Regions from separate parts of the Homo sapiens genome. Here region 1 is linked to region 2. Evidence: read pairs that join two places in POLR2A ChIA-PET (ENCODE). Cell type or tissue: OCI-LY7. All regions are shown on one strand. Each heading gives the region's core, and the rest is flanking DNA. Links, peaks and the distances in the headings are about the cores only.

Region 1 (5,387 bases), core at 142-5,141, 85 kb before region 2:
CTCTACTGAGGGATGGTGGAAAAGCACTCTCAGCCCTTTTCAGAACTCATTGTTAGCAATCAAAAAGAGGAAGACTGAAAGAAAAAAAAAATCCTTTGAATCAGCAAGAGGTTTATACATAGCAGTGATTTATGGGTGAACAGAGGAGGAACATTAAAAGAATAATTGCTGGCTGTTTATTTTGGGAAAGTATGTGTGGTCAAGAGTCGAGGCAGGGAGCTTTATTTTTTCTTTTACCTTGCTCTATCTTCTATTATTGTTAATAGGATCATATACTCAAGACTTTCCTTGGCTTGTTGCCCTGACATAAATATTTGAATTCCTTGTTTTGGTATCGTGTATTTTTAACAACAATAGAGGGAAAAAGAAATAATGTTGTGAGCTAAATTATTCTATATGCCTTATTGTGGATGGAATTTATTCTCTTGGGTCCATGGCTATTAAGATGATCAGTTTAGATGATCTGTGTTTCTGATAGCTCTTTCTAGATAGCTTTATAATTTGCCCAAGGGGTTTGTTCAGGGGATGGCTACATGTATTTTTTTATTTGGTGGAACAAGGTGAGTTTTAATCCTGGTTATCTGAGCTCCAGGCCTTTCCAGGTGCCACCGTCATCCAAAAGGCCAATAAGAGTAGATTGTTCCTCTCATTGTGGCGTCCACCCTGGGGGCATTTATTAGGCAGTCACTGGATACACATTGACCCAACTTGCCCCCTTGGTAGAGGATTTAGTTCTTAGGGTTGCTGCTGCAGAATTCATTTATGCAGTTAGCAAATTGTAGTTGAGTTCCTGTTGTGCCTTTGGTATTGTTTCAGACTTGGTACTGCTCTGCGTGAAGAGCCGGAATCACACAATTCAAGGAAACCCAGCAGAATTAGAATGTTAAAATGTCAGGGTTTAAAGGGACTTTAGAGATAATCTAATCCAGAGGCAGCAAGCTGTTTCTATTAAAAGGTCCAGAAAGTAAATATATTAGGCTTTGGGGGCCACATATGATCTCTGATGCATATTGTTCTTTGTTTTTGCAATCATTAAAAAATGTAAAAATTGTCTGGGTGCTGTGACTCACAGCTGTAATCCCAGCACTTTGGCAGGCCAAGTGGGGAGGTTCACTTGACGCCAGGAGTTCGAGACCAGCTTGGGCAACAAAGTGAGACCCCTGTCTCTACAAAATAAAAATAAATTAGCTGGGTATGGTGGTACACACCTGTAGTTGTAGCTACTCAGGAGACTAAGGTGGGGAGATGGCTTGAACCCAGGAGTTCAGGGATGCAGTGAGCTATGATCACGCCACTGCACTGAAGCCTGGGCAATAGAGTGAGACCCTGTCTCTTAAAAAAAAAAAAGTAAAAATTATTCTAAGCTGGGGGTAGAGATATAGGCTGGATTTGGCCTATGAGCCATAGTTTGCCAACCCCTGATCTAATAGATTCCCTTCATTTTACCAATGAGGAAACTGAAGGCCAAAGGGTGGAATACCTCTCCAGCCCTTTTTCTAAGTGGTGACACTTAGAAAAGGATCCCTAGAGGTCAGGCCTACACCTCAGAGTGTCCACTCACCTTGCATATGTATAGCTTTGGTCCCGAGGGAAGTATGAATCTTAATTTTAAGACACTGGGTGCCTATCACTTTCCAGGACGGTGTTTGGGATTAAGGATGCACAATTTGGTACAACAAAGCCTTAGCTCTCAGTCAGCTTAGTATATCCCATATATGCCTGGGTAAGTAATGAGGTTAAAGGAAGTAAAATGAAAGATTCAGACAACTACTGAAGAAAGGTGATTTATTTGGCAGTTGCTTTGTTTCACCAGTTTATCTGAGCAGTGTCATTGAGACATATATGAAACCATGTAAGATCAATCATAGAGCCTTTTAATATTCCAGAGCTTGAAGAGATTTTAGGATCACTTAGCTATAACCTCTCATTTAACAAATGAAGAGCATGAAACCCAGAGATTTTAAATTACTTACTCTGGGTCACACAGCTAATTATTAGAATCTCAGGGTGGATTTTAGATACCTAGTGTAACCACTCAGATAATAACAAAGATTAATAATTATAGCCAACATTTACCTAAAGTTACTATAATATGTATAGTCATATACGTAATCTCAGTTCTGACAGTAACTCAATGTAATAGGTTTACCATACCCATTTTACAGCTGAGGAGACAAAACTTGTACAGGTTAAGTCAATTTTGTCCAAAGCCACCAAGCCAATAAGTGGTAGAGTCAGGATCTAGGCTCAAGTGCTTAACCGTGGCAAGGCTGTTTATTGCAGTTTGACTAAGTGCTTGGATTGTGCTTCTCCATTCATTTGCGACCTCCTGGTGGGCAGTGGGTATGCCCTTTTAATCTGTGTTTTCCTACTCTGGGCTTGGCATATACAATTTGTTCAATAAATGTTTACAGAGCTGGGTGTGGTAGCTCATGCCTGTAATGCTAGCACTTTGGGAGGTCAAGGCAGGAGGGTCGTTTTAGCTCAGGAGTTCGAGACCAGCTTGGGCAAGATGGCAAGATCTTATCTCTAGGAAAAAAAATATATATATGGGCACAGTTGTGGATGCCTGTAGTTTCAGTTGCTTGGGAGGCTGGGTGACAAAGGGAGACCTCGTCTCTATAAAAAAAAATGTTTACAGAATAAATGAATAAATGAGTAATCCACCCTTCTTTAAACAGTTGACACTTCCGGTGATGAGTCAATGGGAGTTCAGTGTCTGTGTTAGACCATGTCTAGGTCTGCTGACGGCTAGTCCTTTCATGAGATAGGCTAATGTGCAGATTTCGGCTAGGAAAGCCTATTGCCCTGCAGTTGTTTTTACAGTGCCCCTGAACATTTTTGAGAATTAATGTATACAGTAAAATTCTCTTTGAACATCAAAGATTCCTTGAAGACCTGATAGCCTGCTTGGTTTCTCTGAATCTGATGAAGTTTGTAGAGATAACTGGAAGATTCTCTCTGTATGTGGTACCTGCCTTTTGCACAGCCATTTTAATTTAAAGCTATAGTTTCAAACTATATTCTGAAGCATCCTGGGGTTTGTGGGCTAAAAAATCAAGGAATTCTGTAAGAAAAATGAGGGGTGGATTTGGCTTTGAGCCCAATGATGCCTAAAACAAATTCTTTGCTGCATTTATTTTTCAGTTCTGATGAACGAGAACAACCAACTCATTAAATGTAGAGTACCTGGCAATATTTTCTTCTCTTTCTTATATAAGTTGAATGTTTTTCTCATCTGACAATGGTAATACATGGGATTGCTCTGGACTTTTTCGAAGTTCAAAGATCTTTGAACAGACTTGTAGTGATATTTCTAAAAAAAAAATCTTCCTACCTGGATTACTGTTTTTTATATAGAGAATGGGCTTTGTTTGCCATTCACTCTAAGTGGAATTTTTCTATATGGCATAATAAAGCTGAAGTCCTTAGATTTTAGTTCAGAAAGCCATATCCTTTGAACCTAGGCCTCTGGGTTTGTTCACATAAGTCAATATACAGCGTTAATAATTGCTGCATATCCCTTGAGGGAAAATCCAAATTAAATAAAGAAGGCTTTCATTAGGTTGTGAATAAACAGATTTTGGTTATATTGGTAAGATTCTTTAGGGATTTTCAGGGGGTAGAGATGAATACAAGATACCCTTCTCATTTGCAGGTGTTTGAGAAATCTCTTAAAATAGAGAAACACAGGAATATTTGTTTTCCAACAAAAAATAATTCAAAGACCTGCCCACGTTTCTTGCCAAAGCTTTGTTCTTTTCAAGTCCCATCCAACCCTACACAAATTTTTCTTCTGATTATATTAGGAAGAAAACCTTAATGGCTGCTTGCTGTTAACATCTACCTTTAAACATTTCTTAACTATTAATGAGTCTTTCATTTAACTATATCATAATATAACCCTGGTTTACTGCACTTTATATCTACTTCCCTCCCCACTCAGCAGTAGTAGTGTTTCCTCCAGTAAAAAGGGTCAGGGGGTGGGAGATGGAAAGGATCTGTTCACTGCACGGTAACTTGCTGTGTTATGGGGTAAATAGAGGTGTGTGGTTTTTTTTCTATCTAATTTTTTATTTTGAAAAATTTAAAACAAACATATTAATACAAAGGACAACCAAAAAACCCTTTACTTAGGTTTACCAATTGCTAACATTTTGCCACATGTGATTTATCTTTCTTTATAAATGCATATTTACACTAGGGGGTAGGGCAGACATCATGATCCTTTATCTCTAAATATATCAGTATTCTCCTAAGTGTAAGGGGGATATTCTTCTTCACAATACCATTATCATGCCTTAGAAATTTAATATTGATTCCATTATGTCATCTAATAGAGTCCACATTTAAATTTTGCCTTTGATCAGCTAGCTGATAAACAAATCATGTCAAAACTTAGTGGCTTAAAACCACCACAGTTTATTAGTGCTCATAATTCCACGGGCCAGTTGGGTGGTTCTTCTAATGTGGATTAGGCTCAGCTGATCAACTGGGCTCCTTTATACCTCTGGAGTCAGCTGCTGGACTGACTAGGAGCTGGCTGGTCTAAGTCGGCCTCAGTTTGGATGGCTTTTCTTTGCTCTAGAGGGGTCTAGAACAGGCTAGAACAGGCTTGTTTCCATGGCTTATGGGAAGGTTCTAAGAGAGTGGAAGAGTGCAAAGCCTTTTAAGGCCTAGGCTTGGAATTGGCACAGCATCACTTCTGCAATCTTTTGGTCAAAGCAAGTCACATGCTCCTCTTGATGGGAATAACTGCAAAGTCATATTGCTCAAGGGCATGGATACAGGGGCATGAACAATCACAGCCATTTTTGCAATCTATCATACCCATATTGTCCAAATACCGTTAATAATAATGTTAATGTTGTAATGTTAATCATTATAACTGTTGGTTCGTTTTTAATCCAGGATCCAAACAAGATTACACATTAAATGTAGTTGTTTTACCTCTTTAGTCTCTAAATCTATAGGAGTCTCCCTGCTTATTTGTGTTTTATGATATTTTTAAGATTCCAGATCTGTTTTCTTAACAATATCTCACAATCTGAATTTGTATAATTATTTCTACATGATTATATACAGGTTAAATATTTTGGGCAAGAATTCTAAAGCTGAGGTTGTATATTTCCCATATCATCACAAAAGGAGGCACATAATTTTAGTTTGTCCAGATCATTAGTGATGCTAAGTGGAATCACTGCCTAAAGTGGGGGCTGCCAGATTTTGTAGTCATGAAGTTGCCATTTCCTAGAGAAAGATTTGTGGGTTTTTTTGTTTTTGTTTTTTTTGGAGATGGAGTCTCGCTCTGTTGCCCAGGCTGGAGTGCAGTGGTGCATCTTGGCTCACTGCAACCTCTGCCTCCTGGGTTCAAACAATTCTGCCTC
Region 2 (5,387 bases), core at 275-5,274:
TGACAAATGGGATCTAATTAAACTAAAGAGCTTCTGCACAGCAAAGGAAACTATCAACAGTGCACAGACAACCTACTGAGTGGGAGAAAATTTTTGCAAACTATGTATCCGACAAAGGCCTAATATTCAGCATCTATGAGGAACTTAAGCAAATTCACAAGAAAAAGACAACCCCATGAAAAAGTGGGCAAAGGACATGACCAGACATATTCCAAAAGAAGACATACATGTGGCCAACGATCATATGAAAAAAGCTCATCACCACTGATCATTAGAGAAATGCAAATCAAAACCACAATGAGATACCATCTTACACCAGTCAGAATGGCAATTAAAAAGTCAAAAAATAACAGATGCTGGTGAGGGTGCAGAGAAAAGGAACACTTATACACTGTTGGGAGTGTAAATTAGTTCAATGATTGTGGAAAATAGTGTGGCAAGTCCTCAAATATCTGAAGACAGAAATACTATTCAACTCAGCAATCCCATTAGTGGGTATACACCCAAAGGAATATAAATCATTCTATTATGAAGACACAGGCATATGTTCATTGCAACACTATTCACAATACCAAAGACATGGAATCAACCTAAATGCCCATCAATGATAGACTGCATAAAGAAAATGTGGTATATGTATACCAAGGAATACTATGCAGCCATAAAAAAGAATGAGCTCAACTAGCTGGGCATGGTGGTATGTGCCTGTAGTTTCAGCTATTTGGGAGGCTGAGGTGGGAGGATGACTTGAATCCAGGAGACAGAGGTTGCAGTGAGCTGAGATTGCACCACTATACTCCATCCTGGGTGACAGAGCCAGACCCTGTCTTAAAATAAAAAAGAATGAGATTGTGTCATGTCCTTTGCAGGAACATGGATGGAGCTGGAGGCCATTATCCTTAACAAACTAATGCAGGAACAGAAAACCAAATATGGCATGTTCCCACTTATAAGTGGGAGCTAAGTGATAAGAACACATGGACACACAGAGGGGAACAACACACACTGTGGCCTATTGGGGGGTGGAAGGTGGGAGGAGGGAGAGGATCAGGAAAAATAACTAATGGGTACTATGCTTAATACCTGGGTGACAAAATAATCTGTACAAAAACCCCCCATGACACAAGTTTACCTATGTAAAGAACCTGCACAAGTACCCCTGAACTTAAAATAAAAGTTAAATAAATTAAAAAAACAAAAAATACAGGGTAAATGCCATAGTGTCTGGTACATAATAGGCATACAGTAAATGATGAGTAATATTACATGTATAAAATAAAACGTTAATTATCTAGCAGGCCATTGAGAGATGGTGTCTAGTTAATTAGGCTGAATGGCTACTCAGTTACAGGTTTAATATTAGAGTCACCATATCCACTTGCCTGTGTTATATAAGAAAGAAATACTCCAAGATAAAGGAAGAGTTGTAAGATATTGTCAATGGCATTTATCGACCCTAATTAACTTAATCACGTCCATTCAGCTTGTTCAAGTTTATATTTGTTCAAATGCTTTCAATCAATCTGTCTTCATCTGTTACCGGCCAAACTGAAAGCCCTGAGACAAGTAATCTCTTTAAGCCCTGCTGAAATATAGCTATTTTGCCAAACATACAATACCCTAAGCTTGGATCTTGAAAAAGGTGATAAATACTTCTCCAGCAACTGCTGGTTTTGGGGCCTCTGTTTAGACATCTTGCATAATATTTTTTTCATGATTCTTTTGGTTGGTTGATTTTGCAATTATTGAAGTCGTAATCAATAACAAGTATATACAGCACCTGGATCTGATTACAGGCACTGTTGTATCCATTAACCCAGCTCTGAGCCCTTGCAGTTACTTTCACCAAATGAAAGGCTGCTGGGCACCCCTGTGTTTTACAATGTCATGTTATTATTTCCCACTCAAGGCAGGCAAGGGGTGGACAAACAGCTTGTCTTGGCACAGCTGGTGCCTCTAGTTAGCAGAAAATGCTTCAGACTGTGAAGGAGCTGTACGGAAGGGCCAAGTGGTCATGCACTTTGGCTTGGCACATAAAGGGATCTTATTAGAGGAAAGGTGTGATTTTTTTTTTTTACAGGTGAATTTATGTTTCTCCCTTGGAGGCAACTTTCTCTAATCACATCACAAATTAGGCTGAAAAACAAGTGATAGATCAGAGAAAACCACTGCAGGATACCTAACCTATGCTTGACCTTAAGTTATTCAAGTAGTGGCAGACATTGATCAACAGGAAGGAAGGTGTTTCACCGAGAAATGTCTAGCTTGAGAGATGAGGGTTCATGCAGCATTCTCCTTTAGCCTCATGAGTGGCAGTGCAGAGTACTGGAAAAATTAGAGCTCTGGTTCTGCCACTTATTAGTGACATGGTCTTAGCCTTGAGAAAGTTACTCGACCTCTGTAAACTCAGTTTACAAAGTTTACAAAAATATTTTCCTCAATCCTCATAGGTTACTTATAAGGAATAAATGAGCAAGTATGTAAAATATCTAAGAGATGGCTCAGAGGGAGAGGCTCCACATATTAGAGTCTTTTGCTTCCCTCTGTATAATGCACATATTCCTTTTTTTCAAAAAATTGATCTTTAAACATCTTTAATATGAACTAAAACATGAATACGGAAAAAGTGTATTATGTAATGGAACTATTATAAACACCCTTGTATTTGTGTCAGGAAATAGAACTTTGCCAGCCACCCCAGAATCTCTTCTTTCCACCTCAAAGTAACCGCTATTTTCACTTTCGTAGTCATCAAGGAAGTGATGCACCCAAATGTGTATCTCAAGGCACTTAAGTTTAATCTTGCCCATTCAAAAAAAAAAAACAACTAATATACATTTTAAATAATTTTAGTATATATCTCTTTCTCTCCCTTACAGTAATCTGTGGAAGAATGTGAACTGTTTGACCTGCAGTTTCTCACAGTCTGGATTTTGCTGATTTTATATTTATGGTGGAGGTCTGCATGTTCTGTCAGTTGTATATTTTTCATATTGACAGCTGGATGCAGAGGGAGTATACTCATGTTTAATCCCTTTGGGAAGATTATAGGAAGTGGTATCTTCTTCCATCAGAAAGCAGATATCTTCTTGTCTCTCTTTGGAATGTTAGCAACCATCGACGCTCATTGAGTGCATCCATTATTTGTTGGGGGTTACAAAATGGTAATATTCCATTTCTACCATTTAATAAATGCATTAATTAAAATATTTTTATAAAGAGAGCTTCCCTTCACCTATTTGGTTATCCAATGGTACAATTCATGAGAGAAAAGCAAGATAAATTTTTAATTTTTTTCCCTTTTTACCAGTTATCAACATAATAAATTGGTTCTCTATCATTATCTGAAGGTGATTAGTGTTTTTTTAATTGTTCAAAACCGTGAAAAATATTAAATGTCAGGTTTTTGTTTTGCCTTGTTTTTTTTAAGAGATGAGGTCTTATTTTGTCACCCAGGCAGAAGTGCAGTGGCATGATCATAGCTCACTGCCATATCGAACTCTTGGGCTCAAGGGATCCTCCTGCCTCAGCCTCTCAAGTAGCTGAGATTAAAGACTTGTGCAATTGTGCCTGGCTAACATTTTCATTTTCATTTTTTGTAGAGATGGGGTCTTGCCATCTTGTCCAGGCCAGTCTTGAACTCCTGGGCTCAGTTTTTTTTTTTCTTTTTTTTTGGAGACAGGGTCTTGCTATGTGCCCAAGCCTCCAAACTCCTGAGCTCAAGTGATCCTCTTGCCTCAGCCTCCCAGGTAGCTGGGATTATGGGTGCATTCCACCACATTTGGCTTTGAAGGTGACTAGTTTTTAAAATATTATAAACTTATGAAATATACTTATGTATTTATAAAAATACTATATACACTATCTCTAATTTTTAAATCATTTTTTATATTCTTCCAGTAATATTCTATGCATACTAAATTATTTGTGTATCTTGACAGATATTTGTTTTACTATTTTGCTATTGCAAACAATGCTTTATGGAATATTTTTCTTTTATACTTTCTCATATATGAGTGTATTTGTGAGATAAATTCCTGGAAGTGGGATTGCTGCTTTTAAAAGAGCACATCAATTTAAAATTTTCATAAATAATGCCAATTTATTTTCCACATAATTAATACCAATTACATTCTCATTGTCTTAATCCATTTTGGGCTGCCGTAACAAAAAAAATCTGAGACTAGGTAATTTATATCTATGATAAATAAAATAAAATACATTTCTCATACTTCTGGAGGCTGGTAAGTCCAAGATCAAGGTGCTCACATCTGGTTTCTGGTGAGGGCCTTTTTGCTGCATCCTCACATGATGAAAGGACAAGTTGGAAAGCTAGCTAAATGCTACGTGAAGCCTCTTTTATATGTGCCTTAATTCTATTGATGAGGGAGGAACCCCATGGCCTAATCACCTCCTACAGATCCCACCTCTTAATACTATCACATTGGCAACACCTGAATTTTGGAGGAAACACATTCAAATCATAGCACCAATTGACACTGTATCAGTAGTAAGGCATTCTTTCAAAAAAATACTTTCAATTGGGTGGGGATGTAGGGCATAAGAGGTCAGAAAAGAAAGCTTGAATTCTTTTTGGCTGAAGGAGAATTTTTTATTATCTTTCTGTACAGAAAACTCAACAGTGTGCATTTAACTAAGCTTAGTGGCATGTTTTTTAGCCTTTGTCTTTTCTGGCTTGGCATTGTAAGCCACAGATTTTGGACCCAGGATGTTGCCTCCCCATTGATGGTGGATCTCATTATATCTGTCATTGTAATTGATCCTGAAGCTCCCAAAGTTTAGCTAAAGCTCCTTGTTTTTTCCATTTAACCTGTGTGAAGGTGACAATGATGCAGGTCCTCCTGTGGACTAAACTTCCCGGCCTTGCCTTCTCTTTGATAACACAGTAAGGGACCCCCATTTTACAACACAGGGCTGGCAGGAAGACAACCAGCTTGATGGGATCCATATCTTGTGCAGTCAGCACCAGCTGAGACTTCTTGTTCACCATTGAGTTGGTGACAGTATTAACCCCTGCTTGAAGGACAGGTGAACTCTTAGTGGGGATGTCTCCATTGCTGGCAGCATTCCTGTCAGCATGGGCCAACAATTCCTGCTTCTTCTCTTGCTTTGTCACTGGTCTGTACTCGTGGGCCAGCTTAAGAAGCTGAGCAGCTGTTAGGAGGTCCAAGGCCTGGGTAAACTGGTTAATCACAAGAGGCACTTCCAGTGACCTACAGAGGATAGTTCTTTGCTGCTGCAACCTAATATAATGAGGCCATTTGACAAAGTGAGTGAGATCCCTTTGGGGTGGATGTCCTGTCCAGTGCTAAAATTCTTAGGCCTTTTCTCAAACAGGGGAGATTCACCACTTTCTTGGCTTCTTG

The links. ChIA-PET counts read pairs that join two places held together with the same protein. Peaks named below come from ENCODE experiments on the same cell type or tissue, not always from the same donor. Only the 100,000 strongest peaks of a DNase experiment are listed, where the experiment ranks them.
Region 1: POLR2A ChIA-PET joins it to region 2 with 5 read pairs; 5 of 35 experiments call an interaction of 5 or more read pairs at or near these places.

Annotation. Positions count from the first base shown.
Region 1 is chr11:83,042,458-83,047,844 of GRCh38, reverse strand. The region is part of intron 1 of RAB30 (RAB30, member RAS oncogene family); the gene reads left to right. Among named protein-coding and RNA genes, the nearest start is that of SNORA70E, 3.6 kb to the right of the region's middle. RefSeq lists an enhancer at 2,027-2,581. In OCI-LY7, for the core only: no CTCF peak of the experiment used is centred there; a DNase peak (open chromatin) is centred at 2,724; H3K4me3 peaks cover 716 bases.
Region 2 is chr11:82,957,486-82,962,872 of GRCh38, reverse strand. It overlaps the pseudogene RPL7AP54. Among named protein-coding and RNA genes, the nearest start is that of DDIAS, 58 kb to the right of the region's middle. RefSeq lists an enhancer at 1,995-2,154. In OCI-LY7, for the core only: no CTCF peak of the experiment used is centred there; DNase peaks (open chromatin) are centred at 1,942, 2,262 and 2,712; H3K4me3 peaks cover 1,469 bases; H3K27ac peaks cover 3,578 bases.